Linked DNA regions of Homo sapiens: region 1 is linked to region 2. A link is a contact called in ENCODE Hi-C or POLR2A ChIA-PET data. All regions are on one chromosome and are shown on one strand. The core of a region is the stretch at or near the end of the contact, and the rest is flanking DNA. Distances in the headings are between cores, read along the strand shown.

Region 1 (3,931 bases), core at 1,254-3,753, 76 kb before region 2:
TAGACATTCAAATACAAAAAGCTCAAAGAACACCTGGGAAATTTATTGCAAAAAGATCATCTCCTAGGCACGTGGTCATCAAGTTATCTAAAGTCAAGACAAAGGAAAGAATCTTCAGAGTTGTGAGGCAAAAGCATCAGGTAACCTATAAAGGAAAACCTCTCAGATTAACAGCAGATTTCTCAGCAGAAACCCTACAAGCCAAGAGGGATTAGGGTCCTATCTTTAGCCTCCTTAAATAAAATAATTATCAGCCAAGAATTTTGTATGCCGCAAAACTAACCTTCATAAATAGAGGAGAGATAAAGTCTTTTTCAGATAAACAAATGCTGAAAGAATTCTCCACTACCAAGCTAGCACTACAAGAACTTCTAAAAGGAGTTCTAAATCTTGAAACAAAACCTTGAAATATACCAAAATAGAACCTCCCTATAAAGTATAAATCTCACAAGGCCTATTAAAAAAAGACAACTTTAAAAAAAAGGTATTCAGGCAACAACATGATGAATAAAACAGTACCTCACATCTCAATGCTAATGTTAAATGTATATGGCTTAAACGCTCCACTTAAGAGATACAGAATAAATAAAAATCTACCAACCAAGTATCTACTGTCTGTCTTCAAGAGACTCACTTAACACCTAAGGACTCACATAAACTTAAGGTAAAGGGATGGAGAAAGATATTTCATGCAAATGGAAACCAAAGCTAGCAGGAGTAGGTATTCTCAGACAAAACAGACTTTAAAGCAACAACAATTTAAAAAGTCAAAGGGGGATATTACATAATGATAAAAGGACTACTCCAACAGGAAAATATCACAATCCTAAATAATATGCATCTAACACTGGAGCTCCCAAATTTATAAAACAATTACTACCAGATGAATAAGTTGAAACTTATTTGCACACCAAAACCTGCACATGGATGTTTACAGCAACTTTATTCATAACTGTCAAAACTTAGAAGCAACCAAGATACCTTTCTGCAGGTGAATGAATAAATAAACTGTGTTACTTCCAAACAATGGAGTATTATTCAGCATTAAATAGAAATGAGTTATCAAGCCATGAAAAGACATGGAGGAATCTTAAATACATAGTACTAAGTGAAGGAAGCCAATCTGAAAAGGTTTCATACTGCATAATTCCAATTATATGACATTCTGGAAAAGATAAAACTATGGATACAATAAAGCTATCAGTGTTTGCCAGGGGTTGAAGTGAGGGGAGACAAACAGATGAAGCACAGAAAATTTCTAGGACAGTGGAAATACTCTGCAAGATATTATAGTGGTAGATACATGTCATCATACAACCCACAGAAGGTACAACACTAAGAGTGAACACTGATGTAAACCATGGACTTTGAGTGATGACAATGTGTTAACATAGGTCATCAATTGTAAAAAATGTACAACTCTGATGGGGATGTTGGCAATGGGGAAGGCTATGCTTGTTTGAGGTCAGTGGGTATGTGGAAAATCTCCATGTCTATCTCTCAATTTTGCTGTGAATCTAAAATTGCTCTTAAAAAATAACTCTTAATTAAAAAACGGCAAATTCTGATACACAAGTGAATAAAAACACAAGGTTTTCACTCTTACAATTGCCAAGTTAAATGTCTGACAAATATTTCCTGTTTTCATTTTTAGATTTTAGTAACAGTTACTTTATTGAGTCTTGCCGCCCCACAGTACCTGTGGTAATGATTCCCTATCCTTCCATAGTTTTTCATTAACTGCTGTTTAGACACACAGCATCTGGCTTCGTCAATCATGCATTACTCAGGGCTAAATTGAATATATGGGGCTTAGAGAAAGCAAGAAAGGGATTAAGAGATACAGGTTGTAGAATATTTACAATAAAGAACACAAGCGTAATTTTCTTCTTCTACATACACATATATATACAAGCAGAGATGTTTTCTTCAACATTTTTTAAAATAACCAGAATTTAGAAACAATTCGTTGTTCCATAATAGGGAAAGGATACATGTGAAGGTACATGTGAAGAAATTTTATGACTATAAAATGAATACGGTTTTATGAATATAAAAACCAGCTAAGCCTATGTGAATAGATACAGAAATATATCAAAAATATATTGGTAAAAAAAGCAAGTTATACAATATTTGTAACATGCTCTTATTTGTATTATTTGTGTGTGTACATTTTATACACTCACATACTTGACTAAATGGATAGAAAATAATTTGCAAAGCAAGTTACAAAACAATGTTTATAATACAATATTTTTATGTTACACATACAAAATCTGTTTACATGGAAGTAAATGTATTCTATATATTCACATATGTATGTAAATATAAAAGCACAGAAAAAGGCTTAAGGAAAGGAGTTCAAAGTGAGCCAGTAGGAAAAGGGAACTTTCACTATATTATGCTATATAGTTCTGTGATGCTGGAACTTTTTACAAAGAAAACACATGACTCATGGTATTAAAATTTTATTCAGGAACAAAAATAAATCACTCTACCACATAGCTTAAGCTTAGTCATTGAGAATGTAAATACCTTAAAGCTAATGATCAAAAATAGATATCTGCTTACGGTCAAACTTAGCCTGAAAAGTGAATAATATTAAAAATATACCATAGCATAAGAAAATCCCACTGGGTCCTATTCCATGAATAGTTCAGTTTATTAACTCAGTCACAGAAGATATACAAACAAATTCAAAGGCAATTGCACTGTCAGTTGACTGAACACCTTTTGATTCTTCCTGCTACTCAATACTAAGTCAGGGCCTTCTCATCACAAAATAGAATAATTGCCTATTAGCTGAAGTCCTGCCGGCTTTAGATATCTGGAACTGTAGATTTACAAGAAATGCTACCATGCGATTTTAAGAACAAAATAGAAATCTACTTGACCACTTCATAGAAGAAATATGAAATAAACAAACATGACTTGTAATCAAATGGAAACTGAAATAAATTAATAATATACGTTTAAAAGTATAGATAAAACAGTCTTACAGTATATAAAACAAAAAGTCAACAGTAGTTAGAGGATGGACTTATGAGTTCCTTTTATCTTTGTTTGTACTTTTCAGTACAAACATATATAAAAGATTAAGCAATAGACAGAATCCAAATCTCCCTGTATTCACACCCTTCTGCAATATGAGTAGGCATCTTTTCCCATGAAGAGATGGTGTCTATTTGTCCTCCTCTTCAACTTGGGCTGACTTTGTGACTTATTTTGGCCAACATACTATGGCAGAAGTGACAGTATGTCAACTCCAAGCCTATGCTTCAAGGGCCTTACAACCTCTGCTTCCACCAGGTGAACAAGCTTGAGCCAGCCCGCAGGGTGATAAAGGGACAGATAGACCAAAGCCTATCAGCCACAACTGGTGAAATAGCCCAACTAAAATCAGCAAATCCAACCCACACCTGACCTACAACTGACTATAGACCTATGAGGAAGCCTAGACAAGACCAGAATTGCTGAGCTGTGACCGGCCTAAATGCTGACCTGCAGATGAGCTATATAAAGAACATTGTTGACTTAGCCACTGAGTTTCAGGAGTGGCCTGTTAAGCATCGATGGCTGACAGTCAGAGTATGTGTTACCTTTATAATGAGAAAAATAAATATTTTTAAGAAAATAAGGTAAGCCATTGTAAACCAATGCCTTAATTATAATATTGTGTACAACAAAATAAAATTATCTGATTTTCAGCAGTTGTATACATTTTTAATTTAAAAAGAAGAAATTAAATAAACTCAAGAGGGTATCAGAACTACCTCACTGTAGTTAAGGATCCAGCTGACATTTAGCAAACCTAATTGTCTTAGTCCACTTCGTTTTGCTAGGACAGAATACCTAAGACTGGATGATTTATAAATAAAATGCATTTCTTAAAGTCTGGAGTTCAACTCTTTCAACTAAAAGAGTTGAAAGT
Region 2 (3,965 bases), core at 847-3,346:
TCCCTCAGCCTCCCGAGTAGCTGGGACTACAGGCATGCGCTGCCACGCCCAGCTAATTTTTGTATTTTTGGTAGAGACCGGGTTTCACCATGTTGGCCAGGATGGTCTCGATCTCTTGACCTGGTGATCCGCCTGCCTCCGCCTCCCAAAGTGCTGGGATTACAGACGTGAGCCACTGCGCCCGGCAGATTTTTTTTTTTTTTTTTTACTTTTTATCCATTATCCAAATTATCTGTTAATATGTTTGTATTATTTTTAAAATAAGAACAAGTTTATATATATCATGATATATATCATGATAACATGATATCATTTTACTTAGATTTTAGTAAGTTTACAACTATGGAAAGTTGGACTATTTCTCAAGTATTAGACCAAAATTTCTTTGCTTTGAAGACAGAATTTGCTTTGAAGACAGAATTGAGGGCTCATCTTGGTGGTGGAAAAAAAAAAAAAAACACCTACTATTAACCTTTATGGTACCTACTGTTTCACAATACTGGGACGCCCTCCAAGTAAATTATATCTACACGCATCTTAGTACATTGTTTAGAATGGAAGCTCTGGAATCTGATCAATTAGATTCCAAAGCTGGAGCTTTGGAGCTACCACTAACTTACCTGTGTAATCTTGGTCAAACTGTCTCAAGACTCCATTAACCTAACTGCAAAATGGGAATAAAAACTTTACTAACCTTTTAAGGTTGTCCTAACCCTTAAATGAGATGATGAAACATACACACAGCACCTGACCCTGGTAAGCACTCAATAACTGTTCATTCTTATCCACAAGACACACTTCCAAAAATGTCAGCTCTAGCATGCACATGAGAAGTTATTAGACAAGGAAGCAATACATGTTTCCCTACAGTTTCCTGATATTCTGAAGAGAGACACTGGATCTGATATTCTGATGAGAGACATTACATGAAACTTGCAGAAATGGTAAAAATCATGCAACAGTCATACTATGAGGAGTTTGCTACATGCCCTTCCTATGGCTTCCTCCTCTCATCCCCTTCACCTCCTTGGCTAAGTGGCAGCATAGCCCAGGACAAGCTCAGTACTAAGCTCAAGTAGAAAGTCTGAATTCTTTCACATCTCTAGGAAGGACCTGTTCTGTGACCTTGGGAAAATCAGTTCAATTACTCAGAATTCTGTAGGTAAGAAGAAACCAAGGGACATATATACATATATGCATATATATATGCATATATATGTGTGCATATATATATATGCATATATATATATATGCGCACATATATATGCATATATATGCGCGTATATATATCCACACATATATATATGTGTGTGGATATATACACACACACACACACACACACATACACACAATTTCTGTATGTAAGAAGAAACCAAGGGACTGAGTAACTGAATTGATTTTATATACATATATATATTTTATATATAATATATATAATATACATTTAAAATATATATATATAAACATATATATATATCTTTTAAATGCCTCTACCTAAGCTAGTGGCCCAGTCCTGGCCAGGCTGGAACAACACCTAAGGCCTGGGTTGAGAAAGCAAGGACGGAGGACAGAGAAAAGGGAGGCGTTCCCTGGGCACCACCCCTCCACCCTCAGGCTCTTCCAGGTGGCAGTATGCCCTCTCACCCATCTCAAAGTTGCGGGGGAGGGGGGACTGCGTCTCGAGGGCTGAACAGTCACAAAAATAGAGCAAGAAGTGAACCACAGTTAGACCCTGAGGCAAGGAGGTTCCAGAGAGTCAGGAAGTTAATAAGCTGGGATGCAAGGATTGCAGCCTGCCGGCCCCTGCCCCTCGCGGGCGCCTGCGAGCCTGGGAGTCCGGGCTGCAGCGGGACCGAGTGGGCAGTCCCAGGGCTCACCGTACTCCCGGGGCTCCGGATCTGGCTGGAAAGTAAAATGAGCCACCTGCCGCCTCTGGGCCGCATCCTCGACAGTCGCGGCGGGGTGCAAAAAGCCCCGCGCCAGCCCCGCGCCAGGAAGCCGACGCCAGTGCCCCTCAGCCCCTGCCGCCCTGAGCCTGAGTAGCCAGCCGGCAGCCGCCGCTACAACCGCCATCCCCGCTCACCACCGGGATTCTCAGGCTATGCAGCCGCACGCCGCCTGCGGGGAGGGCGGAGCACCCGAGGAGGCTTCCACATTGGTCGGGCCAGAGGGGCGGTCCCATGAAACAGACCAATCGGAACTGGAAATTTAGGGGCGGGGAAGGCGACGTGACGAGCTGGTCGGCTTCTGCTCCTTGTGCGCATGCGGAAGAGGGGAAGTGTGGGCTAGAGGTGGCGCCAATGAAATAGTTTCTGGGGTGGAGCCTCCCCGAGGTCGGCCGTGCGGTCCTCGGGTGAGGACCCGAGTTTGCAAAGTTCCACACAGTGCCTGGAGGCGATCTTTTCCGGTGTCATTTACAGTGCCATTTCCAATGGTTTAACATCCATACTTTTTTTTAAATGTAACCCTTTTTTATCCTGTCCTGTCTCTATTATTGTGTGAGAGGTGAAGAGAGCTACTGATTGGCATTGGTTATTGTTTTGACTTTCGAAAAACTGCTGTAGTCACTGCTCAAAGCTTTCACTCCTTATTCACACCCTCCTTAAAATGCTTAATAAGCATATATAGATTTTTATTGATTTCGTTTTTCCACATTTAAATGAGAGATGAAAGAGGTAAACTTAGATTTCATCCTGCAAATCCACTGAATAGGAATTCAGATACATTTTGCCCAGAAGTAGCAAAAATTACCTGATTGGCTTAGTCTAAGTAGCTTAGAAACCTGGAGAATTTGAGTCACTAATTTTCATTTATAGTAATCAACTATGTAAATTTGTTTTAATCTAAGTGTTTACCAGGATACATTCTCTGTCCATGAATTTACTAAAAAAAAAAAAAAGCACATAAAACATGAAATATCATAAAATCAAATATGACAAGAGACAACAGAGACAGTGTGTCCATCAGATGAAAATGGGAGGGTGGGGAAGGATGGTCCCAAAACAGAATTTGAAGAAGAAAGTGGGAGTGGAGGAAAAGAACATTCCTCTTCCATTATGCCTTGCCTCTTAACCCATCTTTGGTTTTGCACAGGGGCAAGGGAGGAGAGGGTAGAAATGGGGCAAAAGGAGAGGCAGAGAAATGTGTTTTCTGACTGAGATTAAGAAACAGCAATTGAAAACTGCCAAAGGGAGAACCAGAATTATGTCTCCATTTTTCCTACCCCCACACTAAGTCCAAAAATTCAACATTGGGGAAATTTTTTATCTTGGCTTTTGTTAGTGTTCATTTCTGCTGTTTTAATAGTGTGGGGTAGAGTGTTTTGCATGTGCATGAAGGGTATTTTTGTTTTAATGAAGGAAGGGGTAACAAAATGAAATTACATTTACATAGTCAAATTTGGGTTTAAACTAAGGAGAGTAAAGAACAAGGATAAAAATGAATAGAGCTTTTTTTCTATTTGTTGATAGTTTAGGGAGCTGGGGGTACTGAGATTATTTAGGTCGGGGAGAAAAAGAGAAAAATAATAACTGATGAGAATTTTATTGAACCTCTGCTACGTACAACCCAATGACAAGCCACCATTGAGACAAATAAGATCAAGGCATAGTTTTACTTCTAAAATGTCCAAGGTGGTAGAGAAAAGAGACAGATTAGGCAACTACAATCCAATGTGATAGGAGTCCTAGAATAGTGCAAACAAAGTGAAACACAAAAAGAGCAATAAACTCTTATTTGAAAGTCAAGTGTTTCCAGATATAACTCTGAGCTAGACCTAAAAGATGACTAGAAGTTACCAGGCAGACTAGGGAGAAAATGGCATTCCAAACTAAGAAGAAACCTGTATAAAGGCTGATAGGCATGAAGAGCACAGTGCATTCCAGGAAGAGAAAATAGCTTGGTGCTTCTAGATTCAGGGTGTAGGGAATGATACAGGGTTAACAGAAAAAGTAGGAAAAACAGAT

What was found. Hi-C counts contacts between places; a loop is a spot of excess contacts on that map. ChIA-PET counts read pairs that join two places held with the same protein, here RNA polymerase II (POLR2A). Pooled maps may share reads with other maps.
Region 1: a loop to region 2 is called in a map of endothelial cell of umbilical vein, with 4 times the contacts of the local background. The contact joins the enhancer-like site here to the promoter of BCKDHB in region 2. A Hi-C loop is called at or near these places in 2 of 168 maps with a recorded cell type or tissue (Caco-2 and endothelial cell of umbilical vein) and 5 of 50 pooled maps. POLR2A ChIA-PET finds 5 or more read pairs at or near these places in 3 of 52 experiments (MCF 10A, WTC11 and activated naive CD8-positive, alpha-beta T cell).

The regions. Positions count from the first base shown.
Region 1 is chr6:80,181,048-80,184,978 of GRCh38, reverse strand. All of the region lies in intron 6 of BCKDHB (branched chain keto acid dehydrogenase E1 subunit beta), which reads right to left. Among named protein-coding and RNA genes, the nearest start is that of BCKDHB, 76 kb to the right of the region's middle. Within about 2 kb of position 2,503, at least 2 of the 41 ENCODE cell types and tissues checked have a DNase peak (open chromatin) inside an H3K27ac peak, as active enhancers do; they include endothelial cell of umbilical vein, where a contact is called at or near this core.
Region 2 is chr6:80,104,802-80,108,766 of GRCh38, reverse strand. BCKDHB (branched chain keto acid dehydrogenase E1 subunit beta) reads right to left here and starts at 2,096. Exons shown (of 10, transcript NM_183050.4): 1 at 1,878-2,096. The coding sequence starts at 2,073. RefSeq lists enhancers at 1,754-1,833, 1,800-2,300 and silencers at 1,884-1,983, 2,014-2,213.